Linked DNA regions of Homo sapiens: region 2 is linked to region 1. Evidence: read pairs that join two places in POLR2A ChIA-PET (ENCODE). Cell type or tissue: PC-9. All regions are shown on one strand. Links, peaks and the distances in the headings refer to the core of each region. The heading gives the core; the rest is flanking DNA.

Region 1 (16,615 bases), core at 4,758-8,757:
AAAGTAAGCTCCAACAGCAACCAGAACAAAGAGTGGGCTCTACTTCCCCAAGCACCCTAAGTCAGATTTGCTTCTGCAAGAAGCCACAGTTTCTAGAAAATCAGTTTGTTTCCAGTGCACTGGAATTAAGACAAACAAGTAAAGCCAGACTTAAATTCCTACTGATGGGTAACTGTTTCCTTCAATTCCACATGCTAACATCTACACATCTGAAGTGAAGACTACATGATGCCATCACTTTTTAAAAGTTATTTTTTTCTATATGCTAGTTTCTATATATTTACAGCACACCTCCACTGGAAGTATATCAAATTTTTCTTTCAGGTAATAAGTCACAACTAAAGTGAAGTCCTTCTCTTTTAGAAGGAATTATCTTTTAAAATTTTAATTTATTTTATTATTATTTTTTGAGATGGAGTCTCACTCTGTCACCCAGGCTGGAGTGCAGTGGTGTGATCTCAGCTCACTGCAACCTCGCCTCCCTAGTTCAAGCGATTCTCCCATCTCAGCCTCCTGAGTAGCTGAGACTATAGGTGTACGCCACCATGCCCAGCTAATTTTTGTATTTTTAGTAGAGACGGGGTTTCACCATGTTGGCCAGGCTGGTCTTGAACTCCTGGCCTCAGGTGATCTGCCTGCCTCAGCCTCCCAAAATGCTGGGATTACAGGCATGAGCCACCATGCCCAGTGGAATTATCTTTTTTAAAAATACTAAATCCATTTCCTCTAAGAGTTTTTAGGAACAGAAAACCTGTACAATGATAAGCCAGCATAGCAACTGCCAGGTTCACCAAAAAACATCCTTCTGAGCCCCTACTAAATTAAAAATTCCAGCAAGGAGAAGGGATAAGGGATCGGATGGCCGAGAGAAGGAAAGGAAAAGCTGAGTTAAGAATGGCTTCTCTGTTGTTGACAAATTCCAGCTATCTTTTTCTTCTTTTGCCTGTGGTTTTATTCTGAGCCCCTTTACCAAGGAATGTTTCATGTAATTCCTCCCAAGCTTGAAGAAAGAAGTTCTTTCCAATTCCCTCACCTTCAGAAGTTTCTTTCTTATTTCCAAGTCACCACATGTAAATCTCAACTTCTGTGGTCTTTCTCTTCCTCTTCTTTCTACTCCTGGCCCAAACTGAACAGAAACCTGCTTGTCCTCAGGATGTTGTGATAATTTTTTTTCAAATGCTGTCTCATTATGACTTGGTGATTATGTGTTTCCTTTGGCACATTTCATATTTATCACAGAATGAGGGGAAAAAAACTACCATTATGGGCTTTAAATTAGCAAAATAAATTTCAAGTTATTTAGTAGTTATTATAGCACACTAACTATAAAATTGGTATACAATTTTCACCAAAAAATTATTTCTATTTTGTTTTACCAGGAAACATTTCCTTCTGTTACTTCAGTTCCCTTATAGGACTGCAGATTCCACTGTCACAGTAAAACCATGAATCAAATCAATTTTAAACAACAATTTATTTATTTATTTATTTATTTATTTATTTATTGGTACAGACAGGGTCTCTCCCTACATTGCCCAGGCTGCTCTTGAACTCCTGGCCTCAAATGAACCTCCTGCCTTGGCCTCCCAAAGTGCTGGGATGACAGCATGAGCCACCGTGCCTAAAAAAAACTATTTAAAAAATCCTTCTTACTCTCCTTTTCAGGTCTTCTCAATTACACAGCAATTCTAGAATTTTCTCCATCCCTTACTCAAGTAATGTTCTTGAGGTCTACCACCAAAATGAGTTTGGAAACATGGCACGACTTGTGAAATAGGCATAGTTGGCCATTTGCATCCTCCAAAAAGCAACCGTCACGTATGCACATCATGTTTTTAGGTTTTTCAAACACAAGATGGTGCACAATTATTTTAAGTATGTGCAGAGCCAGGTGACAGGACTGAACAAATATCAAGTTCAACCAGTGTGACTCCTGAGTGCTGGTAGGTAAAGTAGGTAAACTAGGTAAACCAGATCAACTAGTAGGTCTTTCTCCACTCCTAACTGCTTTCACAAAAAAGAAACATCAATGCTTCAGTAATACGTAAGGCTATGGATGCTGATGTTCTTATTGAATAAGTATAATAGCAGAAATCCTTCCCCCTGAAAGAAAAGGACATCTATCAATTTTTTTATGTCCTTGCATTATAAAGGTATCAAATATATTGATTTTTAATCTTCTCTTCGAGAGGTTGCTTGATTAAAGGTTAAGACAAATTTTAATTTAAAAATTAATGATTTTATTATCTCAATTTCAGTTTTTAAAATCCTATAATGTATATATGTAGTGTATAAACTTTTTGAGTTAAATTCTTTAGTATTCACAAAATAAAAATAAATAAAATCACTAAAATACTTAAAGGGACAGTACCACAGAATTTTGTTACTTAAAGATAGAAAAAATGAATAAACAAAGAAACTTACAACATAAAATGTACACGATCAGTGTTTTATTTTTTCATTCTTAAGTTTTAGAGGTTTTAACAACTGAGCCTTTCAAACTAGCAAGCTAGGGTTCTATGGCTTCAAAAAAAAAGAAATCACACAAAAATATCCAGCTTCCCTGAAATATAAACCAGAAACTGTTTAAAACTGTCTCTGGGTGACTCTGTTAGGGTAAAATGCCAGGCTTCAAATGATGGATATTTTTTAAAAACAGGCTTGCTTCATTTTCCAGAAGCAACCTCCACCTTTGCGAATACCATTACTATCACCTTCCCCCAAGTAATTACGAGGATTCTTAGAATTGTATGCTACTGACTAAAGACATAATCAGAGCCGGGGTGGTGACTGATGTCTGTAATCCCAGCACTCTGGGAGGCTGTGGGGGGTGGGGGTGATTGCTTGGGCCTAGGAGTTCGAGACCGGCCTGGGCAACACAGGGAGAGACCCCATTTCTATGAAAAAAAAAAAAAATTGCATGGTGGTATGTGCCTGTGGTCCTAGCTACCTAGCTACTTGGGAGGCTGAGGTGGGAGGATCACTTGAGCCCAAGAGGTCGAGGCTGCCTTGAGCCACAATTATGACCTTGCACTCCAGCAGGTGAGGGACCAAGACCTTGTCTCATAAATAAATAAATAAGACCAAAATCATAATCAGTACCTTGAGGCTGCTATTTAAAATACAGTCCTCACAAGACAACTCTGAAAATTGTTTAAAAAACAAATAGAATGCAAAATTCTTTAAAATAGAAGAGTACCTACCCATATGCTTGCAACTTTTATATGTAATTGGCTTTAAAGTCATTCATTAAGATTTAACATAAAGAAGCAGTCTTAAAGGGATCTTCCTTCAATAGCCATTAAAAAAAGACCGGTTAAATAAATTGGGGTTATACATTCATATAATGAATTACTAAACAGTTATTTAATTTGTTTAGTAATTACTAAACAGTTATTTAACAGGCTAAGGCAGGTGGATCACCTTAGGTAGGAAATTTGAGACCAGCCTGACCAACATGGAGAAACCCCATCTCTACTAAAAATACAAAATTAGCCAGGCGTGGTGGCACATACCTGTAATCCCAGCTACACGGGAGGCTGAGGCAGGAGAACTGCTTGAACCTGGGAGGCCAAGGTTGCGGTCAGCTGAGATCCTGCCATTGCACTCCAGCCTGGGCAATAAGAGCGAAACTCTGCCTCCAAAAAAAAAAAAAAGGAGGTAGATCTATGCACAGTGGCATAGATCATTCTCCAGGAAATATTGTTAGGTTAAAAAGAAATCAAGGCACAGAGTGTGCTCCTATTTGTGTAGAGAAGCAAAAAGAAGAGTACATATACACAAAACCATGTAAAAAGTGTGTATATTTGTGTGTGTGTGTGTGCACAAACATGCTGACATATACCAGGCTGTCCCCGAACACATTCAGAAAAACTGATAAATATAGTTGAAGTACAGTTGCCTCTGGGACTAAAGTCCTGAGAATAAAAGACAGATTTTTTTTTTTTTTTTTTTTTGAGACAGGGGCTTGCTCTGTCACCCAGGCTGGAGTGCACACCCAGGTTAGAGTGCAGTGGTGTGATCACAGCTCACCGTAACTTCTGTCTCCCAGACTCAGTGATCCTCCAGCCTCAGGCTCCCAGGCACTTGGGACAACAGGTGCGTGCCACCACACCTGGCTAATTTTCGTATTTTTTCTTTTGTAGAGACTGGGTTTTGCCATGTTGCCAAGGATGGGCTCAAACTCCTAGGCTCAAGTGATCTGCCTGCCTCAGCCTCCCAAAGTGCTAGGTGTGAGCCACCACTCCTGGCTGAGAGATTTTATTATTTGCCCTTCAGTACATTTTTAAAAGTTGTTATCACGTGCATTTTTACTTTTTCAAAGTTGACCACCCCCCCGACACACACAGAGTCTGAAAAGCTTCATAAAAGGTGGTTCAAAGCATATATGTATTTATACATATATACACATATTTTTATATGTATATAAACTCTTTAGGGATAGTTTATTTTCTTCCCAGGATGATGAGATTAAAGATATTTTCTCCTGTTCTTTCCCTTTCTCCCCCAACCCCCAGACTTGGAGGTCTGTGTAAACATTTTCAGGATTGCCGTTTCAAAAAAAAAAGAAAAAATCTCTTTTAACTATTGCTTAAGTTGTTAAGATATATAAATTACGGCTTTCCCTTACTGCCGAGAGGGGTTTGTTTGGGAGAACCTTAAGTCTAAGTCTCTAAATAATAGGTAGGAAGGGGAGATCTGGCTAGCCAGTTGATAGCTTTAAAAAAGAAAAAAAGAAGTCAGTAGAGGGATGTTCAACAGCCTGCAGGGCCCACAGAGTAACCACACAACTTGTTGACTACGTCACAGTGAACAGCAACATAATAATAGGGTCCGTCTCCCATAGTTCTCCATTTGGTTGTGGGAGAGCTTCCTGACCTGCAAGTAAAGATGATCATGTGCTTCAGGGTTCCTGGTCCTATCTTAATGACACAGGAGGAGCCCCATGGTGACAAGAGTCCAACAGACACTCTTGGCCATCTAGCTTAGCTGGGAGGCATCCAGGTCAAACTTAGCTAGAAGGAATCCAGGTCTAGCTAGAAAGGAATAAATTGTTACAAAAATGTCTCCTGAAACAAGCACTACATAAAATAAATCTGCAACATTTAATTACCATCAATTTTGCTTTCTTAGAATTGGGATTCACATCACGAAATGTGGACAACTTTCTTGTTAATACAAATAGAAAAGCATTCTGAGCTTGAGGTTGCCTCCAATAAAATATGGCAAGTTCCAGTTGGGCACAGTGGCTCACGCCTGTAATCCCAACACTTTGGGAGGCTGAGGCAGGCAGATCACAAGGTCAGGAGATCAAGACCATCCTGGCTAATGCAGTGAAACTCCATCTCTACTAAAAATACAAAAAAATTAGCTGGGCGTGGTGGCGGGCGCCTGTAGTCCCAGCTACTCAGGAGGCTGAGGCAGGAGAATGGCGAGGCAGAGCTTGCAGTGAGCTGAGATCACGCCACTGCACTCCAGCCTGAGAGACACAGCGAGATTCTCTCAAAAAAAAAAAAAAAACAAAGGCAAGTTCCCAATCCAATTCCATCATTGCACCAAAGATGATGTTTCTCTTATTGAAAACGAAAAAGTTTTAAGACAAAGTTAGAGTTGACTTAGTATCATTTCTCCCCTTCACATCCTCATTATGTAATATACTGTCTGTTCCTACTTGATGCCAGAAAAAATAAAGGCCATTAGAAATAAATAATGAGGTTGGGATGGCTACAAGAGAATACTTCACAGTTGCATACACATATTTACACATATATATGTATACATACTTTTTTTTTTTTTTTTTGGAGATGGAAGCTGGAGTGTAGTGGCATGATCTTGGCTCACTGCAACCTCTGCCACCCAGGTTCAAGTGATTTTCCTGCCTCAGGCTCCAGAGTAGCTGGGACTACAGGTGCCCCACCACGCCCGGCTAATTTTTGTATTTTTAGTAGAGACTGGGTTTCACTATGCTGGCCAGGCTGGTGTCGGACTCCTGACCTCAGGTGATCCACCTGCCTTGGCCTCCCAAAGTGCTGGGATTACAGGTGTGAGCCACCTTGCCCAGCCTATACATACATTTTTAAAAATACTTTTGTAATACTTAGAATATATAAAAATGGTGATGCCATTTATTTCAGTAAACATTTATCGAGGGCCTACTATGTTTCATTTACTATTTTAGGAGGCAGATGAAGATAATATTGAATTAGTTACAATGTTCAAACTACAAATTCTATTGACTGCTTCTCTTTATTTTCCTACTGAGACCTTCTTAAACAGATGAAGGCAGAAGGGATTGAGATAACCACAGTAATTTAAGACAAAGGAAAGAACCACTTTCTAAAAAGAGACAACTTGGCTGGGCACAGTGGCTCACGCCTGTAATCCCAACTACTCGAGAGGGGCAAGACTGGTTAGTAAGTTAGTAGAAAAAACAGCTCATCCTTTGACTACCTTCTCTAACAGGGTGACCACTTTGTCCTGGTGTCAGCTGTACACACCCCTTTGCTTCCTCTAAGGTCTTGTCATCATAATCCTAACAGCCACTGAAAAGGTGGCGAGCCTTTTGGAAAATATGACTACTCCGCCTGGCCACGCTATGCTCTTGATTGTGAGTCAGCACAAAACCATTGCGGTGCAAGGCTGAAAATTAAGGCCCAATATTATGCTCTGCCTTGACATCTGGGGAAAATCAGAAGGGCTCCAAATGGTCTCACTACACACTGCCCTTCCCACTATGCTTCTGCTGATAAAGTCCCCTGGCCACCCTCTTAGTCACAAGGACCAGGTGCAGTGTCTGCCTAGCCCTGAGAAGTGGGTTTTAGTTCCCTGCCAGTCAGCAGAGAGTCATTTAAACAAGCCAATCACATCCTCTCATGGGAACCAGGAGTGACCCCCACCCTCTTGTATACAGCCTGCCTCCCGCAACCCCTAGTTGTTCCTGAGTACAGGCCTGGGTGGCCAGGTGTGGCATGCTGTGCCCTCCTCTAGGCTGGGACTACATGTGAATGAGAAACTGCTGTTGATCTCACCCGTCCAGTGTCGAGCATCAGGATTCAGCCATTCCCGTAACCCTAAGCAGAAATCCCTCCCTCACTAACGGGGTGAAGAGGAGGTAATTCAAACAACCTCCAAGGCCAGGAGCGGTGGTTCCCAGCAATTTAGGAGGCCAAGGCAGGAGGATCATTTGAACCCAGGAGTTTGAGATCAGCCTAGGCAACACATGGAGATCCCATCTCTACAAAACATAAAAAATTAGCCAAGTATGGGGGTGAACACCTGTGGTCCCAGCTACCTGGGAGGATGAGATGGGAGGATGGCTTGAACCCACAAGTTTGAAGCTGCAGAGAGCAGTGATTGTGCCACTGCACTCAGGCTGGGTGACAGAGCAAGAACCTGTCTCAAACAACAAAAACAACAACAAAACAACCTCCAAAAAAGGTGCCATTGTCTGGGATCGCGAGGTACAAAGCAGGTGCACTGGCAGATTTTAATAAGATTATCCTGAGAAATTACATTGAGAGGTGTACAAAGTCAGCTTTGTGTTTACCTAAGTATATTTTGCATATACATCTAGACTCTGCCATGATACACTCAAGCAATTTTCAAGTTAAAGGCATTAACTTACATGTTCCAGAAATGTGGCATATTCCATGTTACAGAATGCTAAATGTTACATTATATACAGACCCCACTATAATGAAAGGGTAGGGGAATTACAAGGAAACCAATAGCCAAAACCAAAGGACTTCTGCAATCATTCCCAGATGTTATTTTATCTAAACCTATTTAAGTGTATCAGTTTCCAATAGGAACTACAATCATATCTGGGATTTCCCACTAACATGGGGGAAAAGGATCAAAGGCTTCTTGGGAGCCCATGAGGAGCCACAGAGGGGGAGGTTAGTCATTGCTCAAGAATAAATCTGTCTACTTCCTTATTTAAAACTATATACAAGTAAGCCTATTTGCCATCTTTCTTCTTCAGATTCTATTCACACAAATGATATGTCTTCAAGGTCTACTCTAGACCAGTTATAAACCATCAATAACCCCCCAAAACCATAAGGAACCCACATCTTTCTGAGACAGCACCCTGGGGAAGCTGTAGAGGGTGTCAGGAAAAGACATGGATTTCTTCCTGCACGTTTTTTTTTTTTTTTTGAGATGGAGTCTTGCTCTGTCGCCCAGGCTGTAGTGCAGTGGTGCGCGATCTTGGCTCACTGCAACCTCCGCCTCCCAGGTTCAAGCGATTCTCGCGCCTCAGCCTCCTGAGTAGCTGGGATTACAGGTGTCCACCACCAAGCCCAACTAATTTTTTATATTTTTAGTGGAGATGGGGTTTCGCCATGTTGGCCAAGCTGGTCTCAAACTCCTGACCTCAAGTGATTTGCCCGCCTTGGCCTCCCAAAGTGCTGGGATTACAGGCAGGAGCCACCACACTCAGCCTTTTTTTTTGAGACGGAGTCTCACTCTGTCATCCAGACTGGAGTGCAGTGGTGCGATCTTGGCTTACTGCAACCTCCGCCTCCCAGGTTCAAGCAATTCACTTGCCTCAGCCTCACAAGGAGCTGGGATGACAGGCGCCAGCCACCATGCCCAGCTAATTTTTGTATTTTTAGTAGAGACAGGGTTTCACCATGTTGGCCAGGCTGGTCTTGAACTCCTGACCTCAAGTGATCTGCCTGCCTCGGCCTCCCAAAGTGCTGGGATTATAGGTGTGAGCACCCGGGCCCTTCTTCCACTCTTAATCCCACGCATCAGTGAGTCCTTACACCAGTTACATTGCTGACTAGTTCTGTGTTTATTTTTAGCTTCTTTGATTGGGAAACCAAAAAAAATCACTACTTTTCTATCAAACTCAGATTACATCTTCGAAAGCGAGAGTCAGGGAAAATGGAAGGGAAGTGAAAATAAACGTGTATTCAAGTAAAATAAACATTCGCTTCTGACAGGATCACAAACATTTATCACAGTTTCATACATTTCTACGAGGGAAGGAAAGGCAGCAGAGAAGAAAAAAAAAATGCTCTTTCAGCCTAAGAGACCTGCATTTGAAGGCAGGGTCCACCACTCATGGCTGTGTGTAACTGGCTAGTTAATTGGACTAAGTTTACATTTCCCTATACTATAAAATTGAGATAATAGGCCGGGCGCAGTGGCTTACGCCTGTAATCCCAGCATTTTGGGAGGCTGAGGCAGGAGGATCATGAGGTCAGGAGTTCGAGACCAGCCTGGTCAACATGGCGAAACCTCGTCTCTTCTAAAAATACAAAAATTAGCCAGGCATGGTGGTGCGCACCTGTAATCCCGGCTACTCAGGAGGCTGAGGCAGAAGAATTGCTTGAACCTGGGAGGCAGAGGTTGCAGTTAGCTGAGATTGCACCATTGCACTCCAGCCTGGGCAACAGCGCAAGACTCCATCTCAAAAATAAAAATAAAAATTGAGATAACATACCACCTGCAATGAAGATTAAATGAGATAATGTGAATATATCTGTTATATGCAATGGACAGGAAATAAAGACAGCTTTTTAAAAAGCAGGCATGAGAAAGGGGACAACATCATAGTTCATCCAGTAAGCAGAATGGCAAGAGGAACTGAAAGTTGTTCTTGTTCCCCCTAGAAATCCCAAAATGTAGTATAATACCTTTCTTGCATGAATGTATTAACAAATGAATGGATTCCATCCTAATATCTCACACATACATAGTATAGTATGATTAGGCAAATCTAACCTGCTGCCTGTTTTTGTAAGGTCTATGAGCTAAGAATGCTTCTTATATTCTTCTTCTTTTTTTTTTTTTTTTTTTTTTTTTTTTTTTTTTTTTTGAGACGGAGTCTTGCTGGGTCACCCAGGCTGGAGTGTAGTGGCACAATCTCGGCTTACTGCAACCTCTGCCTCCTGGGTTCAAGCAATTCTCCTGCCTCAGCCTTCCAAGCAGTAGAGATGGGGTTTTGCTATCTTGGCCAGTCTGATCTTGAACTCCTGACCTTAAGTGATCCTCCTGCCTCAGCCTCCCAAAGTGCTGGGATTATAGGCATGAGCCACTGTGCCCAGCCTGGCTCTTATATTCTTAAATCATGAAAAAAAAAAAAAAAGAACAATATTTTGTGACACATGAAAATGATTTTCATGTCCATAATGAAGTTTTATTGGAAAACATCCATGCTCATTTGTTTCTGTACTATCTGTCACTGCTTTTGCACTACATTGGCAGAGCTGAAGAGATGCAACAGAGACCTATGGCCTGCAAAGTCTAAAATATTTATCATCTGGCCCTTTACGGAAAACGTTTGCTGATCCTTGGTACAGCAGATTACCCAAAAGAAGCAGTATATTTCCTTTGGGGCAAAACTGCCTGTGTTCGAATCCGAGTTCTGCCACATACTAAGTAGGTGAAATTGAGTCAGTTTTTAACCTCTCCGTGCCTCAGTTTTTCCTCCATAAAATGAGGATCATAATATTGCCTACCTGACAGAATTTTGTGGGGATTAAACAAATTAATACAAGCAATGCACTAACAATGCCTGGTACACAGAAAGCTCGTTTGCTCACTCACTGTTTCTCTTGTATATACTTAAAAGTCTAGAACTGTATAAAAAGTGACTTCAGGCCGGGCATAGTGGCTCATGCCTGTAATCCCAGAACTTTGGGATGCCGAGGCGGGCAGATCATGAGGTTAGGAGATCGAGACCATCCTGGCTAATACGGTGAAACCCCATCTCTACTAAAAATATAAAAAATTAGCTGGTCGTGGTGGCAGGCGCCTGTAGTCCCAACTACTCGGAAGGCTGAGGCAGGAGAATGGCATGAACCCAGGAGGCGGAGCTTGCAGTGAGCCGAGATCGTGCCACTGCACTCCAGCCTGGGAGACAGTGCAAGACTCCATTTCAAAAAAAAAAAAAACAAGTTACTTCAGGCTGGGCGTGGTGGCTCATGCCTGTAATCCCAACACTTTGGGAGGCCGAGGCGGGCAGATCATGAGGTGGGCAGATCATGAGGTCAGCAGATCGAGACCAGCATGGCCAATATGGTGAAACCCCGTCTCTACTAAAAATACAAAGATTAGCCAGGCATGGTGGCATGCATCTGTAATCCCAGCTACTTGGGAGGCTGAGGCAGGAGAATCACTTGAACCTGGGAGGCGGAGGTTCCAGTGAGCCAAGATTGCGCCACTCACTCCAGCCTGGGTGACTGAGCGAGGCTGCGTCCCCAAAAAAAAAACAAAAAAAAAAAAGTGACTTCAGAGAGGAGCTTCTGCATTATCAATCATGTGAAACAGCTCATCACCAGCTTAAAGGTCTGAGTCAAGAACTCCTACAGTGAGGTCATGTGAGCCACGGTTTTGCAGCAGGTTACTCCTAGAGCTCATTTTCCATGTTTAATTTCACTACTTATTTTTGGTAGCTTACTACTTGTACAGTAATATCCTGAAGCTCAGAATAACTACAGTTTCATGCATATCTCAATATTCTTTCTTATTTCTAAAACAATTTTAGTCACATATAATGACGAATTCACAGGTATTCCACTAGATCTCAAAGTACCTTTTCAAGTATGTTTTGAAAAGCTGGCTTTGTCCCTCTTTGCTTAATAATGATCACATTGATGCGACAAAGGCCAAGGTGGCCGATGAATGACACTGATAAGCATACCTCACGTATGCAATAAAGTTGCTGATTTCTCTAGTAATGTAAACTTCATTTTGCAATATAAAGCAAAGAGTCCTATTTCTTTTCTAAATGGAAATTTTCATATTGCACTGAACTAGAAAAAGCCCAGTAGAATGCAATTTCAAAACAGTGATCACTTGCTCTGAGCTACTAGCTGAAGGCACAGAAAAAAAATGGGGAGAAGAGGGAAGCAGAAGAAATGAAGAAACCAGAAAACAGTAAGTAAGGCAAGGTAAAGGAGAGAAATAAGCAGATGGGCAAAGCACCATCCGTGTGTGTGTGTGTGTAGAGGACATGTTACCACAGACACAGGAGAAGGAAGACAAGGTTCCTGCCCTGGGGAAAATGGAGCTGTCAGCCTTTGTCTTTCTCATGTACCTCAAAGATAACAATAACCTCATAGGGACAGAGTTTACTCCTAAACTTTCCACTTATTCTAAAACTTTCCATGTGAAAAATCAAAACAAACAAAACCCCCAAAACCTTATCTCTCCAGTGGAACGGAGGTGGATAAAGAGAAGAAAAGGAGGGAGGATTTTACTTTTCACTTCATGTACATTTAACTTTTTTTAAGACAACAATTTTATATAACTTTTATAACTAAACAAATACGTAAAGAACTGAAAATCCCCATTCTCTCTTCTCCAAGTTTACTAATCTCAGTTATTTCAAGTATTCCTTAAAAACAACTTTTTTTTTTTTTAATACTTGGTAAGGAAAGGTCAAAGGTAAAGCAGGCAGAGAGGATGAATTAGAGAAAGCTATCCCCATCTGCTCTTCCCACAAAATGCAAAGAAAGAAAAGAAAAAAATCTGGACATGTTGACATGTGGATTACAGCAATAGTTTTTGGTCTACTTCATGTAGATAATCTCAAAATGAATTCTCTAATTCCCTAGACCACTCCCCGCTCTGAAAATAATAAATTCCCTGTACTTTGTAAGGTAAACCCAGTGAACAAAGAATATTTTCACCCTGGGCATCAGGAAATTATGTATAGCAAAATGGAAGCTTCTATACACCCCCACACCCGTGTTCACAGTCACAGATTTTACTTAACAGAACCCATCCACAGGGTATTAGCTGCATAGCCAGCACAGATATTTACTGGGGCCAAGATTTCAAAGACCAGGCAGAGAAGACATTAATTTGTAGAGTACAAAAGAGCACACAAAAAATGTTTTTGCTTCTTAACACTGTGAGGGCTCAATAAGAATTAAAGCTGCTTAGAATCACTGCTATCAAGAGTCAATCTAGCTGGGTGCAGTGGCTCACGTCTGTAATCCCAGCACTTTGGGAAGCCGATGAGGGAGGATCGCTTGAGCCCAGAGTTCGAGACCAGCCTTGGCAACATGGTGAAGCCCCATCTCTGCAAACAAATACAAAAATTAGCTGGGTGTGGTGCCGTGGGCCTGTAGTCCCAGCTACTTGGGAAGATGAAGTGGGAGGATCACCTAAGTCTGGGAGGTTGAGGCTGCAGTGAGCTGTGATCTTGCCACTGCACTCCAACCTGGGTTGACAGAGCGAGACCCTGTTTCATAGGAAAAAAAAAAAAAAAAAAAGAATCTAGTAAGGTCATATTCAAGAAAAGGAGAAGCATCAACAGTTAATCAAGTAACCACTGGGTATAAAAACATACTTAAACTAATTTTACCATCAAAAAAACCTCCTAACCTAGCTAGAGCTAATATATTTGCTTATTTTCACAGTATTTAAGTTTTGCCCTACAGAAAGATTTCACAGAGTATTTTAAAAAGACAAAATGGATTTCCTTAATAGTAATAGAAAACTTTCACCTTTCAGATCTTTAATATTCTTCGCTTGTTAGTACTAACTTTCATTGTAAAAGTTCCTTTTATATTCAAATATGGTGCTCCACACACAGTGAATGTGCAGTAAGTACCTGTTAACTAGAAAGAGTATTTAATACATTGAGAAAAGATGTACTATATTAAATAGTTTTCAGTTTGTCTTTACAAATCCTTTAAGCATTTTACCTGCCTTCTAACAGCTAAGACATGGGATTTTATCTGTTGTACAGTAGGAATAAAAAGATAAGATGTTTTCTTTTGTTTTTGAAATGGAGTCTTGCTCTGTCGCTCAGGCTGGAGTGCAATGGCACAATCTCGGCTCACTGCAACCTCCGCCTCCAGGGTTCAAGTGATTATCCTGCTTCAGCCTCCCGAGTAGCTGAGATTACAGGCGGCCACCACTGCGCCCGGCTACTTTTTATATTTTTAGTAGGGACAGGATTTCGTCATGTTGGCTAGGCTGGTTTCGAACTCCTGACCTCAGGTGATCTGCCTGCCTCGGCCTCCCAAAGTGCTGGGATTATAGGTGTGAGCCACTGCACCTGGCCAAGATGTTTTCTTAAATTAATATTTTTCTAAAAGATTTTATAGCTCTTAGGTAATACTCTTAAATCTTTTCCATATCGATATCTAATTAGTCCATTCCAGGGCTCGGAAAAAACTGTATTTTATTTAGGCCGTACCCATATGTTACATGGAGACAAGACAGCAGAGTCTAAAATACTATATTTTGGCCAAAAAATATATGTTGAAATCCTGAACTATATGGATTATTCATCCTGTAAGAGAAAACATGCCTTCCATAGCCAAATCATTCTGATATTTCCCCACATATGTAAAAATTTTGGGCGAGGCATGGTGGCTCACACCTGTAACCCCAGCACTTTGCGAGGCCAAAGCAGGAGGATTGCTTGAGGCCAGGAGTTTGAGACCAGCCTGGGCAACATAGTAAAATTCTGTCTCTATATTTTAAAAAAAAGTTAAAAATTAAAAAATACATTAAAATGTCACTAGACCCTTCACCAGAACATTTTAGTAAATTTTTGCTAACTCCAAAGCTACCTACAGACTGCCTAGATTTTTTCAGTTTCAGTCTTACTACATGTAAGACTACAGGGACAGTTCTTTCATTTACAGTTCCATCAAACTAGATTTTTTTAAGTGATACATCTTCTTTGCATTTTCTGAGTAGCACATTTAGATATGGTAAGACCTGTACTAACCAAGAAACTGTCAAAACTGCTTTTGATTGGCATGGGAATTTAGACTCCATGCTTTCTTTCTGCAGGTTTGGTGAGAGGACTGGTGGAATGGAGTGCTTCTTGCATAACCATCCCACAATACGGAAGGATGCTCACCATGTATCTAATAAAGACAGATGCATGTGAGGTCTTTTAATTCAATTTCTCTTCTCCAAGGGAGCTTTGTTTTAGCAAATAGCAGTAATTCTCCACACCAGTGTAATTGCTTTCCAAAATTAACAGATGTTTCCTGTACATTCTGGAAGCCTGGTCAGTGGGACACTGGTTTACTCAAAATGCAGCTGGATTCTGACTTCACACAAGCAAAAGCAGTGTTTAACCTGACCACTGTTTGCTCAGATGTGACTACTTAATTTGTGCCAGGTATCTGCTGGGGCCAAGGATACAAAGGTGTTGTAATCTCTCACAATATTTATTCTTACATAGTTGTCCCTGGGTATCTGTGGGGGATTGGTTTCAGGACCCCCCACAGAGACCAAACTCCATGGATGCTCAAGTCCCTTATATAAAATGGTATGGTACTTGCATATAAACTACATATATCCTCCTGTATACTTTATTTATTATTATTTTGAGACAGTTTCGTTCTTGTTGCCCAGGCTGGAGTGCAATAGCACGGTCTCAGCTCACTGCAACCCCACCTCCAGGTTCAAGCAATTCTCCTGCCTCAGCCTCCCAAGTAGCTGGGATTATAGGCACCCGCCACCACGCCTGGCTAATTTTTTTGTATTTTTAGTACAGATGGGGTTTCACCATATTGGCCAGGCTGGTCTCGAACTCCTGACCTCAGGTGATCCACCTCCCAAAATGCTAGGATTACAGGCATGAGCCACCACTCGCGGCTCCTCCTGTATACTTTAAATCACTGTTAGACTAATTATAACCAACTAATATAAATGCTACACAAATAGTTGTTATATTATTTAGGGAATAATGACAAGAACTAAAAGTCTAAAAGTCTGTACATGTTCAATACAGATGCAACCATCCATTTTCCCCCAAAATTTTTTCAATAAGCAGCTTAGTGAATCCATGGGTGTGCAACTGATGAATACAAAGAGCAGAATGTACATGTATTTTTTAGGGGGGAAGCAGAGGGAGGTTAACAAAATGTTATGATAGAATGATGAGTTGGTGCTGTGCAACAGTAGAAGACCAAGGAAAGGGGTCCATTGTACTGTTTGATATGTAGTTAAAATCAATATAGTAAATGTTAGCTATTTTTATTATACCATAAACAGGATATGCCAGGCAATATGCTAGAGAAGGGAGTGGAGGCACAATGTACAAAAATTCACTTCCTCATTCATTCTTTCAATAAATATTTACTAAGCACCTATGTGTCAGGCACTGTTCTGGGCACTGAGGACAAGGCAGTGTAACAAAATTTAGGATCCCCCATCCATGCAGGCTGTTTTCTAGTAGGAGAGACACATAAGCAAACAAGTAGATAATATACTGACAAGAAGAGGCAGTGTTAGAAAGGAAGAACGAGATGAGTGGATGGAGAACAATGGGGAAGATTGGGAGGGGAGTGTATTTTGTTACCTTTCCTACATTGGAAGGGGAGGATTTCCACAAAAGGTAGCATGTGAATTAGGTCTAGAAAGATGAAAAATTCTCTGTCTGGGAAAAGGGTTTTTTAGGTAGTGGAACAAAGCCATGAGAGAAGAGCATGTTTTGGAATGTAGAATGTGGTCAATTTTGTGTAGATGGGCAATAAGATGATCAGACTGGGAAGGCAGACTGCCATAATGTGATATTACTGCACACCTGTCAGCATTGCTAAAATAAAAAACAGTGACAACTACCAACTACCAAGTGCTGGTGAGGTGTGCAGACACTGGGTCACTCATACATCGCTGGTAG
Region 2 (16,615 bases), core at 8,151-12,150, 54 kb before region 1:
GATGATAATAATAATAAAGATAGAAATGCTTACTCTGCCTGGTCCAGCCACATCTAGTTGAGGCATGGGACTTTGGCCATGCCCCATAGCATTTTTGTGTGTTAATATCCTCATGCATAAAATAACTAGGCTGAACCAGAATGAAAACTGTAACGATTCTCATTCCAAAATATCATGAAACATATTTTGTTGAATAAAATAAAAAATGAAAAATTTGAAAAATTAAATAATGAGGAAAACTTAAACTATGAACATCTCTGAGAAAAACAATTACTAAACTATTTCCTTGTTTTTATAAATGCTTGATTTGACTTAAAAACCATCCTAGGGGTATATCATACAGTACTTAGGTGTTCTATTAGCTCTTTAGTGCATTTAATTTGTTTTGGCTATTTACATAAGTAGGATGGCAATACAACCTTATCTCCCCATATAGTCCTGCCTTATACCTGCTGTCCAGGCATAATTATAAATACTGTCCTCTTTTACTTTTGTAAGTTAATGGGTTTGGATTTATAAGTAACACTGATTAGCACTGTCGGCTGGTGTGGTGGCTTACACCTGTAATCTCAGAACTTTGGGAGGCCGAAGTGGGCAGATCACCGGAGGTCAGGAGTTTGAGACCCGCCTTGCCAACATGGCAAAAACCTGTCTCTACTAATTAGCTGGGGGTAGTGGCACACGCCTATAATCCCAGCTACTCGGGAGGTGGAGGCAGGAGGATCGCTTGAACCCAGGAGGCAGAGGTTGCAGTGAGCCAAGATTGTGCCACTGCACTCCAGCCTGGGTGACAGAGCAAGACTCCATCTCAAAAAAACAAAAATAAAAATAAAAAAATAGGCCAGGTGCAGTGGCTCATGCCTGTAATCCCAGCACTTTGGGAGGCTGAGGCGGGAGGATCACGATGTCAGGAGTTCGAGACCTCCCTGACCAACATGGTGAAACCCCATCTCTACCAAAAATACAAAAGTTAGCCGGGTGTGGTGGAATGCTCCTGTAGTCCCAGCTACCCAGGAGGCTGAGACAGAAGAACTGCTTGAACCCAAGAGGCGGAGGTTGAAGTGAGCTGACATCACGTCACTGCACTCCAGCCTGGGTGACAGAGTGAGTCCGTCTCAAAAATAAATAAATAAAAATAAATAAATAAATAAATAAATAAAGCATGCCTTCTTCCATATTTCAGATTCTTTTCTTGGGATCAGGGAGAATAATTTATTTATTTATTTATTTATTTTTTATTTTTTTTGCTTCATGATTTGTGATATAGAAAAAAATTAAAGTTAAAAAAAATTTTAGGCTGGGCATGGTGGTTCATGTCTGTAATCCCAGCACTTTGGGAGGGTGAAGGAGGTGGATCACCTGAGGTCAGGAGTTCAAGACCAGCCTGGCCAACATAGCGAAACCCTGTCTCTACTAAAAATACAAAATTAGTAGGGCATGGTGGTGTGCGCCTATAGTCCCAGCTACTCGGGAGGCTGAGGCAAGGAGAATTGCTTAAACTCCGGAGGCAGAGGTTGCAGTGAGCCGAGATCGCACCACTGCACTCTAGCCTGGGTGACAGAGTGAAACTCCACCTCAAAAATAAAATGAAATAAAATAAAATATTAAATTATTTTTGGGTGCTTGATACATATCACAAAAAACCTTTCCTAAAGGGATGTGAAACTTTTAATACAAATATATGAGAATAACAGTTTCAGTAAATGCCAATTTTGTGTGCTGCAGTTTTTTATTGCTAATAGAATTGGTAACTGTTTTATTTGATAGTTATCATTCGAAGGACACAATACACCACTATATATTTATTATGTGCTCTTTTTTTCTAAGTTATTATATTTGTTCATATTTTTAGTCTAGATGTCTATTTTTAGTATTTGTGCTGAAATGAAAATTTCCTAGAGGTATATTTTCTGATGTGCTGTTTGCCTTTTTACTTTGACTGTATTTTAAACTTTTATAATATTTTAATGTTATTATAATGGTGCAAATGTGCCTCAAAAAATAAAATAAATAAAATGAAATGAAAAGTGTCAATATTTTCATTTACAGGCTGGCTGCTGTGGCTCACCCCTGTAATCCCAGCACTTTGGGAGGCCGAAGCGGGCAGATCACTTGAGGTCAGTTGTTTGAGACCAGACTGGCCAACATGGTGAAACCCTGTCTCTACTGAAAATACAAAAAATTAGCCGGGCATGGCGGCAGGCACCTGTAATCCCAGCTACTAGGGAGGCTGAGGCCGGAGAATCACTTGAACCCCTTGAACCCAGGAGGTGGAGGTTGCAGTGAGCTGAGTTCACATCATTGCACTCCAGCCTGGGTAATAAGAGTAAAATTCCGTCTCAAAAAAAAAAAAAGATATATATATATATATGTATATATATATATATATATATTCCTTTATAATTAATTTTTCTGGGCCTACAAAACTATCTTTCATCCTGTCCTCATTTTAGAGTTTCAATAAATAGCCAGTTTTATAATTCTTCATATTTAGCTCTGATTTTATTTGTAGTATATGTATTAATGTAGGAACCTTAATTTGTTTTTCAAATTATTATTATTTTTGAGATGGAGTCTCTCCTGTTGCCCAGGCTGGAATGCAGTGGCATGATCTTGGCTCACTGCAATCTCCGCCTCCTGGGTTCAAGGGATTCTCCTGCCTCAGCCTCCCCAGTAGCTGGGACGACAGATGTGTGTCACAACGCCCAGCTAATTTTTGTACTTTTAGTAGAAATGAGGTTGTACCATGTCGGCCAGGCTGGTTATTTTTCAAATTATTAATAGGTTATTTAATAAACAATCTTTTTTCTATTGTCTTGGGTTTCCTACTTTGTCATACATTAGATTCTTATAAACAGTCCATTTCAAGTTACTTCCTTATTACATAAGGAATAATTCCTTTTATAAAAAAATTAATAGATCTATTCTTGCAATGCTATTGTGTAACTTTAATTGTTGATGCCTTAGAATATGTATGCACTGGCATTTGCCTCCCAGAATATTATTTAACAATGTACATATCCTATTTATTTCTATACACAAAATCATTTTGACAAGTAACAATAAAACTCCAAAATTCTAAGTTAAGTTTAATGAGAATATGTAATGTCATGAATATATTAGAAGCTAAGTAAATGGTACTATAATATAAGGTATCATTTTATGCACAAATGCTAAAACTGTGGCCTTCCTGAGGACAGAAAGCCTGATTTTAATTATTGTTGTAGCCCCTGCACCTAGAAGAAGATCTGCTATGCCAGGCACAGTGGCTTGCACCTGTCATCCCAGCACTTTGGGAGGCTGAGGCAGTTGGATCACCTGAGGACAGGAGTTTGAGACCAGCCTAGCCAACATGGTGAAACCCCGTCTCTACTAAAAATACAAAAATTAGCCGGGCGTGGTGGCTCATGTCTGTAATTCCAGCTACTCGGGAGGCTCAGGTGCGAGAACTGCTTGAATCCAGGAGGCAGAGGTTGCAGTGAGCTGAGATTGCACCATTGCACTCTAGCCTGGGCAACAGAGCGAGACTCAGTCTCAAAAAAAAAAAAAAAAAAAAAAAAGGCTCTGGCCTTTGGCTCTAATTCTTCTGCTTCTCAAATACTCATTCAATTCTAGTCCTTGAATCTGTATGTGGCCTAGAACCACCTCTTATAGATGTGGTGCTTGCCTAAGTTAGAAAGTGTCATCTCGGGAGGGGCACAGTGGCTCATGCCTGTAATCCCAGCACTTTGGGAGGCCAAGGTGGGCAGATCACATGAGGTCAGGAATTCGAGACCAGCCTGGCCAACATGGTGAAACCTCGTCCCTAATAAAAATACAAAAATTAGCTGGGCATGGTGGTGCATGCCTCCAGTCCCAGCTTCTTGGGAGGCTAAGGTAGGAGAATCACTTGAACCTGGGAAGTGGAGGTTGCACAGCCTGAGCGACAGAGTGAGACTCTGTCAAAAAAAAAAAAAGCGATCTTTCTGGGCTCTCAGGTTGCCTTTCTGTGAATTAGAAAAGGTCCCTTTCCTGGGCCAATGCACCCCCTCCTCACCAGGGCACAAAATATGGCAAGGAAAGGATCACCTGAGGACAGGAGTTTGAGACAAGCCTGGCCAACATGGTGAAACCCTGTCTCTATTAAAAATACAAAAATTAGCTGGGTATGATGGCTCATGTCTGTAATTCCAGCTACTTGGGAGGCTCAGGTTGGAGAACTGCTTGCAGGCATCCTTGTCCAAGAATTATGTAAGGAAGCCCTGATCTATCCTAGACTTTGACACAACCCTGGTCCTGAGGCGGCATCCCCACAGAACTCACAAACCAAACCCAACTCCAGGCTCATCCTAAGGCAAAATTTTGACACAGATCTCATGATAGATGGTATCTCCCCAGGTCCCTTTTTAGTGGGAAAGTCTAGCTAGGCATATCCAGAATGTTCTAAGAAGAGGCAAACTGCAAAAGTCAATATACATTTTTTTTTTTTTTGAGATGGGGTCTCTCTCTATCCCCCAGGCTGGACTACAGTGGCGCTATCTCTGCTTACTGCAAGCTCCGCCTCCTGGGTTCATGCCATTCTCCTGCCTCAGCCTCCCAAGTAGCTGGGACTACAGGCGCCCACCACCACACCCAGCTAATTTTTTTGTATTTTTAGTAGAGATGGGGTTTCACCGTGTTATTCAGGACGGTCTCGATCTCCTGACCTTGTGATCCACCCGCCTCGGCCTCCCAAAGTGCTGGGATTACAGGCGTGAGCCACCACGCCCGGCCAATATACACACTATTTTGACTTGACTTGTCTGAGACTGCTTTTCTTTCTTCCTTTTTTTTTTTCTTTTTTGGAGACAGGGTTTCCCTCTGTTGCCCAGGCTGGAGTGCTATAGCTCACTGCAGCCTCCACCAACCTCGACCTCCTGGACTCAAGCGATACTCCTGTCTCAGCCTCCTGAGTACCTGAGACTACAGGTGTGTGCCACCATGCATGGCTAATTTTTTTTTTTTAAAGAGGTGGGGTCTCCCTATGTTGCCCAGGCTGGTCTTGAACTCCTGAGCTCAATGGATCCTTCTGCCTCGGCCTCCCAAAGAGCTGGGATTACAGGCGTGAGCCACCGTACCTGGCCTGAGACTGCTTTTCTTAGTGGATACATTTTCTAGTAGCTGCCAGTTTATTAAGCAGGAATCTTAAGTGTACGGAAATGGCCTTGGCACAGTCGAGCCACACTTAAAAGAAGCTGTTACCCATATTTGGTCTGTACCACCCTGAGTATCAACAAAGCAAACTTACGTTTAGGGACATAAGCACATTTTATTACCTAACAGCCAAGCGAAGAATAAAGCAAATGTAAGCACCACAGTTCAAATTTGATTAAAGTTCAGTGTTTTCTCCAACTGAAACAGGTCCTGATGAGAGCCCATGATTCTGACTAAAACTGTGAGAGCAACTTTAGCAACAGATTCTGCTTGCTATAGCTCTGCCAAGACAAGTCCCAGCAACAGAGGCAATTGGTTACTTGCAGGAAATCTGGGTCAAATCTGCACTTAGAATTGGAAAAAGAATGGCTTTGTAGCAATGTCTATGGGTAGAATTTGGGGTATCTGCAAACTTGGAGGGCAAAAAGAGGCACACAAACAAACCCACCCTATTTTCACTAACCTCTACGTGTAAAATAGGATTTTCTTCCATCATAAATGTAGGTGCAAACCACAACAGTATCAGTGATATCTGTGACTTTATCACCACAGATATTTTTATAGCATATTACAGTTGTGGCAGACATCTTATCCCTCTTAGCACTCCTCTCACCCCTACTTCAAAATCGTGGTACTTATTACATCTGCCACCTGATCTTATTTAATGCAGTACTAAAGAAGTGCATGCATTAATTACTATGTCATGATTAAAAAATATTTTATTACTGTGATTGTGGTATAGCAAAAAAAAATTTTTTTTTAATAACTGTACTTCAGCCCAGTTGGTTTTCCCTTTAATCTTATGTAGTTTATTCAGCACTTAAAAAAAATTATTCTGAGAAGGGCTCATAGGCTATATCAGACTGCCAGAAGAATCTAGGCACAAAAAAATTTAAGAACTCCTGTTCTACAGAGAAACTAAGATTACATTTAAAAGCTCTAAGCTAATAAAACAGGTGGATGAAATGTGCTACCCTTGATCTTAGCCAAAAGGCCGAGAAGCGATGATGAAATGTGCTTGCCTCATATACCCTAAACACTTTCCATAGCATTAAAATATTTCATGGATGGCTAGGTGTAGTGGCTCATGCCTATAATTCCAGCACTTTAGGAGGCTGAGGTGGAAGGATCCCCTGAACCCAGGAATTCAAGATGAGCCTGGGCAACATAGTGAGATCCCATCTCTACAAAAAAAATAGAAAAAATTAGCCGGGTATGGTGGTGCATGCCTGTAGCCACAGCTACTTGGTACGCTGAAGTGGGAGGATCTCTTGAGTCTGGAAGGTTGAAGCTGCAGTAAGCCATGATCCTGCCACCACACTCTAACCTGGGAAACAGAGCAAGACCATGTCTCAATAAATAAATAAATATTTATATTTTGTGGATACCTGGATACAATTTATTCAATACTATCTCTCAAAATACCTTTTTCACAACTACAATTAAAAATGAATTCCTTCTCACCGACTGCCGCCAATATGGTGTTCAGGCACTTCATGGAGGTTGGCTGGGCAACCTACGTCGCCTTTGGACCTCATGCTGGAAAATTCATTGTGATCATAGATGTTATTGATCAGAACAGGGCTTTGGTTGGTGGACCTTGCGCTCAAGTGAGGAGACAGGCCATGCCTTTCAAGTACATGCAGCTCACTGATTTCATCCTCAAGTTTCCATACAGTGCCCACCAGAAGTATGTCCCACAAGCCTGGCAGAAGGTAGACATCAATACAAAATGGGCAGCCACACAATGGGCCAGGAAGATTGAAGCCAGAGAAAGGAAAGCCAAGATGACAGATTCTGATCATTTTAAAGTTATGAAGGCAAAGAAAATGAGGGACAGAATAATCAAGAATGAAGTTAACAAGCTTCAAAAGGAAGCTCTCCTGAAAGCTTCTCTCAAAAAAGCACCTGTTGCTAAGGGTGCTGCTGCAGCTGCTGCTAAATTTCCAGCAAAAAAGATGACCGCTGTGGGCAAGAAGGCTCCAGCCCAGAAGGTTCCTGCCCAGAAAGCCACAGGCCAGAAGGCAGCACCTCCTCCAAAAGCTCAGAAGGGTCAAAAAGCTCCAGCCCAGAAAGCCCCTGCTCCAAAGGCATCTGGCAAGAAAGCATATGAGGCAACTATAAAAACAATAAAGGTTCTTTAAAAAAAACAAACAAAAAACAAAGGCCAGCCATGGTGGCTCACGCCTGTAATCCCAGTACCGTGGGAGGCTGAGGCAGGTGGATCACTTGAGGTCAGGAGTTTGAGAACAGCCTGGCCAATATGGTGAAACCCTATCTCTACTAAAAATACAAAAAAATTAGCTGGGCATGGTGGTGCATGCCTGTAATCCCAGCTACTCAGGAGGCTGAGGCAAGAGAACTGCTTGAACCCGGGAGGTGGAGGTTGTAGTGAGCCGAGATCACACCACTGCACTCCAGCCTGGGCGACAGAGTGAGACTCAGTCTCAAAAAAAAAAAAAAAGAAAAAGAAAAAGAAAAAACAGAACAATAAAAATTAGCCAGACGTGGTAGTGGGCACCCATAACCCCAACTACTTGAGAGGCTTTGGTGGGAGAATTGCTTGAACCCAGGAGTCGGAAGTTGCAGTGAGCTGAGATCATACCACTGCACTCCAGCTGGGGTGACAGGGTGAGACTTGGTCTCAAAAAAATAAAAAATAAAAAAACAGGAATTGCAACAGAACAAGAACTGAGCAAATTACAACATGAATTCTGAATTCTGAGTTGCATTATCTTCCTAATTTAACATGGTTGGAACTACCTTATATCAGACACCTTTGGGCTCGTCAGAAACTAGATAACTAGATTCCTTGTCTGGAGTGCAGGACAGCCCTACTTTTTTTTTTTTTTAAATCAAGTTCTGCCTTAGAGAAAGTGTTAAAATAACTTTGATACATACAATTAACCCTAGGTTTTAAAATAAATACTTGCTAAACAGAAGTTTTCCGTAAGGGTTTTTAAAAAAGAGTCATCTATTAGCGGCTGGGCGTGGTGGCTCACGCCTGTAATCCCAGCAGTTAGGGAGGCCGAGGCAAGTGGATCACGAGGTCAGGAGTTCCAGACCAGCCTGGCCAATATGGTGAAACCCCGTCTCTACTAAAAATACAAAAATTAGCTGGGCATGGTGGCACGTGCCTGTAGTCCCAGCTACTCGGGCGGTTGAGGCAGAAGAATCACTTGAACCCAGGAGGTGGAGGTTGTAGTGAGCCAAGATCGTGCCACTGCACTCCAGCCTGGGCAACAGAGTTAGACTCCATCTCAAAAGAAAAAAAGTCATCTATTAATTTAATTGTGATCTTTTTTATATGCGCTTGTTAGCCTGTACATAGCTCAAATTTATAGCTTCAGAACACTATAACAGATGTTTTAAATATCTCATTTTCTACCAACATGAGAAATCCTAGATTTCTAAAACCTAGAGGCAGTTAATATCATCCTAAAGGCAAAGACAACGAGAAAAAGTAATATAATATGTTGTTAAAGTAGCCTTTTATATAACATAAATATTTTGAACAAGATCAAAGAAACCACCTGATCCACATTTAATCAAAGGACTATTTTTTTCTAACTACATAAGTGGAAAAGACTTATCAGAGGAATTTTAAAATTCCTGTATCTTATATTTTCTCTATCAGGATCCTTACTGATTTAACTTGTTTCAACACTAATGTAATAACCTTCCACAAATGAAAGGCTTTTTTCTGAAAAACAAATTATACAACATATAGCACAGGTAGATGGAAAAAAACTAAAAGGATATGTGATAGCCATCTCTGGATGGTAGAAGATGAAAAAAGACTTAGTTTTTTCATAATCCTTAAATATTTTTGTATGCACAAAAGATCCCTTCAAAGACAAAAAGTGGCCCTTACAAAAATAACACATCACCAGAATATACTTTCTCAAACTGAGTGAGTATCTTTTGTGACTGCTACTTGCACTGAAGTCTGCCTCTGACTTTATTTTTTTGAGATGGGGGTCCTGCTGTGTCGCCCAGGGTGAAGTACAACAGGCACGATCATGGCTGATTGCAGCCTTGAACTCTTGGGCTCAAGTGATCATCCTGCCTCAGCTTCCTCAGTAGCTGGGATGACCGGTGTGTGCCACCACACCCAGCTAATTTTTAAATTTTTCTTTTGTAGAGACAGGGTCTCACTATGTTGACTAGGCAGGTTTCAAACTCCTGGGCTCAAGCGATCCTCCCAACTCAGTGCTGGGATTACAGGCACGAGCCACCATGCCCAGCCCTGCCTCTGACTTCAAGGGGTTTACAATCTAGTGGAGAAGATAAGGCACAGATCCATGGTATAATTAAACAACTAAAAGATTTAGTCACAAGACAAAGGGCAAGATCAATACAATTTTTAGGAATTGAGAAGGAGAAGGCTCAGTGGGGGCCTAAGTGATTGGGCATGACCTCAAAGAGGAAGACTGTAAGCCCCATCAGGGCAGGGGCCACCACTGGGTTGTCTGCCAGTGTATATGGGTGTCCAGCTCAGGGCCAACTTATATAAATATTTGTTGGTGGAGTAATTAATGGAGGAGAGAATCTGGTTTTGAAGGACAGCTTTCAGGAGACAGCAAGAAACCTACTATAGCTAGACTAAAGGAAAAGAAGGTTCAGGTAATTCTGGGTTATAAACTGGTCTTTATACTATGAATAAGTGGGTTTTCAACTTTTCTAATAAACAGAATGAAAGTGTGTCCTTGGAAGAGAAATTAGGCAGTAACTGTGCTAGGCTACATGGAGGGGTGATAAGAGGTAGCATGACCACCAGCAAGATATTGCTATAAAATGGCGTGAGTTTAGAAGGGCCTGGCCTGGAGCCTAACAGAGAAATAGAAGGAGCAGAAACTAGAGGTGGAGGAAAATTTGCTGGCAGATCCTACAGGGAGGAAAGAGAAAAGGGAAGGATTTCAGTCCTTTCCATAATTTTGTGACTGGATGACTGAAAGAATGCTTTTAAACATTTATTAATCCATCCGTCCATGCATCTATGCATCCATGCATCCATGCATGCATGCATGCATCCATCCATCCATCCATCCATCCATCCATCCATCCATCCATCCATCCATCCAACATTCATTGCTGCTACCGCATGGGGATTCTCAATCTTATAAAAAAGAGCAACTCTCCCTTTCCCTAATTACACCTGTCAGTTGACTGAGTCTCTGATGTGTTCCAGGATCTATGCCTGACACTGGGATAGGATAATAAAGATGGTCTCTACCCGGAAGAGATGAGAAAGAAGAAGATAAGTAAAAGTTAAGGCTGCTCTGATAACTACAAGTTAAGAAAACAGATAAGTCTGTTTTCTTCCCATTCTTCCCAACTTCAAACAGGATCCAGCCTGATAAACTGGCCTTGAGTAAAATTTACAAGTTTTGTTTGTTTGTTTTTTCTGAGACAGAGTCTTGCTCTGTCACCCAGGCTGGAGTGCAGTGGTACGATCTCAGCTCACTGCAACGTCCACCTCCCAGGTTCAAGTGATTCTCCTGCCTTAGCCTCCTGAGTAGCTGGGATTATAGGCGCATGCTACCACGCCCAGCTAATTTTTGTTTTTTTTTGTAGAGACAGGGTTTCACCATGTCGGCCAGGCTGGTCTCGAACTTCTGAGCTCAAGCAATCTGCCCACCTCAGCTTCCCAAAGTGTTGGGATTACAGGCGTGAGCCATCATGCCCAGCCAAAATTTATAAATATTTAGGCTTAAATTATATAAATCACTGATTTTGTTATACAACTATATGCATTCTTTTAGATCCGGTTTGAACTGATCTTAAAAAAATACTAACAAGAATGTAGGTGTAAGTGTTTTACTACCATGCAGGAAGAGATTGCCCAAATAGAATACCCTATAGAAACCCAAAGTAAGTCCAGAAAAGAAAACACTGGAAGACAATACCATGGTTATTTGAACAGCAGTGACAGACTGCTCTATCTGGGGATTTCCGCTGATCTTTTCTAAAAGGATTCCAGAAGAAACCATCTTATCTTATCATCTATGCATATCTCAGTGGGAGGCACAAACCTACTTACATTGAATCAGGCAGGACTCCTTCCCCTTCTCAGCCTGAAACTTAAAACAGCAAAGTTGCCAGGAGTTGCCTCAAATGAATGAAGTACCACTCCTGCCTGCTCTTGTATATTTTGTGCATTTGGAATCAATCCAAACTCCAAAATGGAAATAAAAGTACTTAACCTCACAAAGTTGTTGGAGGATTAAATCATTTGAGCTTTATTATCCAAAGTAATTAACATGTTTGAAAGATGCAAATTTAAGACTTAAAATCCAACTTTAAAAAATCTCAGACTGGGCCCAGTGGCTCAGGCCTGTGATGCCAGCACTTTGGGAGGCCAAGGCAGGAGGATCACTTGACCCCAGGAGTTCGAGACCAGCCTGGGCAACATGGGGAAACCCTGTTTTTACATAAAATTTAAAAAAAAAAATCTCAGTGCCTAGACAGCAGTACTTTCACAGCAACAGTAGATATGTCTTGCAAAGTAAAGAGTAATCAGAACATCACAAAAATGAGTACTGGAAAATCAGAATTTTAAATAAAAATAAAAAGCATCAGTTAACAGGATGGATCACTTAAATACAAAAATAAAAATAAAAAAGCAAATCTTTAGTATTGACCTGCAAGGTTATAGGAATGTCCTTAGGATTATAGGAACATAGGTGCTTCAATTAAAGCTGTGTAGCCTTGGGAGGACATTTCACCTTTGTGCTTGTGCCTTTCTTTTTAGGAGAAGATATCATCTCTAATATAAATGTTGTCTCAATGTCATTCTTTGGACAAAAAACATTTTGGCTAAAGAGTTTTTTTTTTTTTTTTTTTTTGAGAGGGAGGTTGCTCTTCCTGGCTAGGCTAGAGTGCAATGGTGCGATCTCAGCTCACCACAACCTCTGCCTCTCGGGTTCAAACAATTCTGCCTCAGCCTCCTGAGTAGCTGGGATTATGGGCATGTGCCACCATGCCTGGCTGATTTTTGTATTTTTAGTAGAGATGGGGTTTCTCCATGTTGGTCAGGCTGGTCTCGAACTCCTGACCTCAGGTGATCTGCCCGCCTCAGCCTCCCAAAGTGTTGGGATTACAGGCGTGAGACACCACACCTGGTGAGATGTTTTAAACCTAGCTTAAAACCAATCTAAATTACTTCCTGAACAGCTTCAACATATCCAAAACTGACCCAGATATTTTGGAGGCCACTAAATTATAGATATAAGACACACTCCCTGAACTCAAGGTTGGAGAACTGAAGCAATCAGAGATGGCTACAAAGAGAATGGACTTCTGACCTGACTTCAGGTCAGGCTTAGGGGAAGGAAAGAATTTTAAGCAATGGAAGAAAAGGCATAGGATGAAGAATACAAAGTCTACTACGTTCTTTAATTTTAGTCCTGATTTCGTGGCCTTGAATAAGCCATTCATCACTTTTCCCCCTTCCCAAATCCACCAGTATCGAGGGCCTATTATATATAAGGTATTGTGCAACAATTAACGAATGGAAAAGCCGAGGTGGGCAGATCATCTGAGGTCAGAAGTTTGAGACCAGGCTGGCCAACACAGCAAAACCATATCCCTACTAAAAATACAAAAATTAGCCAGGTATGGTGGCAGGTGCCTGTAATCCCAGCTACTTGGGAGGCTGAGGAGGGAGGATAACTTGAACCTGGTAGGCGGAGGTTGCAGTGAGCTGAGATTGTGCCACTGCACTACAGCCTGGGTAACAGGCAAGATTTCATCTCATAAATAAATAAATAAATAACAGAAAAGATTTCCCAATCTAAGATTAAGTAAGAGGTAGCTCAAACTAAAAATAACTCCAAGCTCACATGATGTTGGTATTATAAAACAAAATTCTTCTTCTTTTGTTTAAGAGACGGAATTCTCACTGTCACCCGGGCTGAAGTGCAGTAGCATGACCATGGCTCACTGTAGCCTCAAATTCCCGGGCTCAAGCAATCCTCCCGGCTCAGCCTCCTGAGTTGCTGGGTTATAGGCATAAGCCACTACACCTAGTTAAAATCTATTTTAGTAAAGAGAGTTTTTTAAAACCTGCTTTTGTCATTTCACACTTTCTCAATAAAAAACAAACTAAGCATGAAACCTAAATTTAACATATGTAGACTTTTTACTACTTAGAACAGTCGTAGTGTGTAAAATAAAATAAATAATATGGCCGGGCACCGTGGCTCATGCTTGTAATCCCAGCACTTTGGGAGGCCAAGGCAGGCGGATCACAAGGTCAAGAGATCAAGACCATCCTGGCCAACATGTTGAAACCCCGTCTCTACTAAAAATACAAAAAATTAGCTGGGCGTGGTGGCATACGCCTGTAGTCCCAGCTACTCGGGAGGCTGAGGCAGGAGAATCTCTTGAATCCAGGAGGCGGAGTTTGCAGTGAGCTGAGATTGCACCACTGCACTCCAGCCTGGCAACTGAGCAAGATTCCGTCTCAAATAAATAAATAAATAAATAAACAAATAAATAAATAAATAATATGTAAAAATTAATCTTTGCACTAAATTTTCAGATTCTTGTTCCATTCCCCTCCCATTTGAAACTACAGCTGTCTTTTGCCACTAAAAACAGTACTTCATTTGACAGCTATGGAAAGAGCCTATGCCATTCAATAGCTGGTTTATGAGAAGCACTGAGTTTATCTAGCAAAAACACAACATGTGTATCAGTACTTCCCTTTGTCCTGTGTATTCTAAATCTCTGCCAAAAGCAGAAGTAAGAAAGTACAGAGGGACAGGATATCCTTAAATTATTCAGTTGGCTTTATGTCATTCCAGACAGAAACCTAGTGCCTGATTCATCCTTAGAAATTTAAATTAAGGGCCAGTTGTGGTGGCTCACGCCTATAATCTCAGCACTTTGGGAGGCCAAGGTCGGCAGATCACTTGAGGTCAGGAGTTTGAGACCAACCTGGCCAACATGGTGAAACCCCGCCTCTACTAAAAATACAAAAATTAGCCGGGCATGGTGGTGCACACCTGTAATCCCAGCTACACAGGAGGCTGAGGCAGGAGAATCGCTTGAACCTGGGAGATGGAGGCTGCAGTGAGCCAAGATGGCGCCACTGCACTCCAGCCTGTCCTGGGGCTAAAAGGTAGGTCTTCCTCGTGAGCAGTCTGTCACTAGGCAAGCTTTGAAGTGCTGAAGCCTTTTCCCTAAAGAGAAATGAGGAAATCCTGGTTTTTCAGGATTCACCTATTATCTCCAATATAGCTCTTGGCTTAAGAGAGTGAAGTTAAGAAGAAAAGCATGGACACCATTTCTTAAGGAGAGTAACAGAAACCCAGTACCTCCAAATTTACTTATAGAACACATTGACTTTACGGTTGTGGCCACATTTTGACGTTCTTGTCCATTTTGATACAATTTTAATGCGTATTATATATGCATATTAAGTCACTGTACATCCAATACAGTTCAGCAAATATTCCAGAGACCCTAGTAGTAGGTGTTGGGTAACTATGTTTGGTACTGAGACTACACTAGCCTTTTTGTGATGCCAAACCACTTAATTTCAATAAGCCTGTTATCTCATCTGTGAAGATAAAACTGATATTTGCAAGGCTATGGTGAGGATTTAAAGAGCCAGTGAATATAAAGGCCTGATTACAGCAAGTTCCTTCACTCAAACACAGTGTTTTTGCTTTTTTCTTTCCTTCTTTTTTCCTTACTAAACAGACATAGCTCTATAATCTTGAAGCTTACAGTCTAGTAGAAGATAGACTATTATCATAAGGAAATAACTATCAGGATAAGAATACTACTATTACTAATAATAGTAAAAGCTAATACTTATGTAGAACTTGTTATAATTAAAGCATTATTCCTGTTTTTTTTAGACAGGGGTCTATGTTTCCCAGGATAGTCTCAAACTCCTGGGCTCAAAGATCCTCCCGCCTCAGCCTCTCCAGTAGCTGGGACTACAGGCGTGTCCACTGCACCCAGCTACGGTACTATTCTAAGCACTGTCCACATTTAGCTCATTAATCAAACCTTATAACAACCTTCTGAGGCAAGTAACTAGGGCTATGATAATGCTATATAAATATGTGGGAGTGACCCTCTAAACTCCACTCTCGAGTAGTTGGGGAACGTACCTTCTTGGAATTAATAATATTAGCCAGGTGAAATGATGCACGGGTATGGGCTTGGGATGGTCAAAGATGTTCTGAATTAAAAAGCAGCTACATGTATGAATGCCCTGAGGTGAAAATGCACACATGGATGGATGATCAAAGAACCGAAAGCCGTTCAGTTCAGGCAACGTATATGTAAAGTATATAAGCAATCTACAAATCCACGTATTAGGCAACGTGGTGACGGGGGTGATATACAAAGAGAGGCACCCGAGTTTCATAAAGGCAAGAAGAGTTGGCTGATGGATAAACCAACTGGGTGGTTGGCAAAATGCTGGAGAAGCCCACCTGTCAGCAACAGCCTGTACTGGGGGATCCTCTGAACCGGCTTGAGCAGGTAGTGCTTGAGGGCCAGATTAGCACAGCGAGGGCTCATCTGAAAGGAGAAGGCATCTAAATTAACACAGTGTTTTCTAAGAAGCAAGGGACCCAGATTCAAGTGCTCAGGAAGCCAAACTTTAAACATCAAGCAACTCTGGAAGGAGATTCGTAGAGAGGCTCCCTTTTATTTTAAGGTACAGCTGTTAGATACACTGAGAGTGAACCCCAGCCAGACTGACCACCAACCTCCACCCTTTCCTGTAGGCAGTCCCTGAAACCATTTGCTCCTAGGAAAAACTTGTTAACAACCCTCTCAAAGAGCGTGGTAGCCACAGTCTGTGTCCTAGGCTAGTTAGAGCCCACCCTACTCAGCAGCTCCCACTTGTATTGATAAATACAAACAAATCCCAATGGACCAAGAAGGAAATGCATGGCCCCTAAAATAAGGCAGTGGAAATACAACTGCCAGGAATTGGATTCAAATGATAATCAGAGCCTTGTGGTCAATATAGTCAAAATAATGGTGGTGGCAGGGAGAACTGTAGAAAGTAAAGATAACCTGAAAAGCGGCCTTGCTAAGTATCCCTTCTTTAAGAAGTCTGAAGAATGTAAAAGTCTTTTGCAGATGAATGGCCTTATAAAAAGATAGCCCCCAAATCACAGCATTTATAGGAACATTTGATTATGGAACCACATTTTGGCTTGACTACAAAGACATTTGGTTATCCCTTGAAACCTCTCTTCCTTAGTATGTACAACAGACATCTATCTCGGCCCATTCCTGAGCCTCACCCTCATTCTCCAACCTAAGAGTTTACTGTGAGGTGGCATCAAAAAGGCCAAGTGAAAATGTCCCTGCATCCTAAGAACTACAAAAAAGAGTCACGCTTCTAACATAGCGCAAGTTGGTTGATAAGTTTTGTTAGATTTGCTCAGACTTTTATCATTTTCTA

What was found. Peaks named below come from ENCODE experiments on the same cell type or tissue, not always from the same donor. Only the 100,000 strongest peaks of a DNase experiment are listed, where the experiment ranks them.
Region 2: POLR2A ChIA-PET joins it to region 1 with 5 read pairs; 4 of 35 experiments call an interaction of 5 or more read pairs at or near these places.

The regions. Positions count from the first base shown.
Region 1 is chr12:95,176,438-95,193,052 of GRCh38, forward strand. All of the region lies in intron 2 of FGD6 (FYVE, RhoGEF and PH domain containing 6), which reads right to left. Among named protein-coding and RNA genes, the nearest start is that of FGD6, 33 kb to the right of the region's middle. RefSeq lists a silencer at 14,560-14,629. In PC-9, for the core only: no CTCF peak of the experiment used is centred there; no DNase peak of the experiment used is centred there; H3K27ac peaks cover 481 bases.
Region 2 is chr12:95,119,110-95,135,724 of GRCh38, forward strand. FGD6 (FYVE, RhoGEF and PH domain containing 6) reads right to left here. Exons shown (of 21, transcript NM_018351.4): 8 at 15,630-15,717. It also overlaps the pseudogene RPL14P4. Among named protein-coding and RNA genes, the nearest start is that of NR2C1, 54 kb to the left of the region's middle. RefSeq lists a silencer at 13,791-13,991. In PC-9, for the core only: no CTCF peak of the experiment used is centred there; no DNase peak of the experiment used is centred there.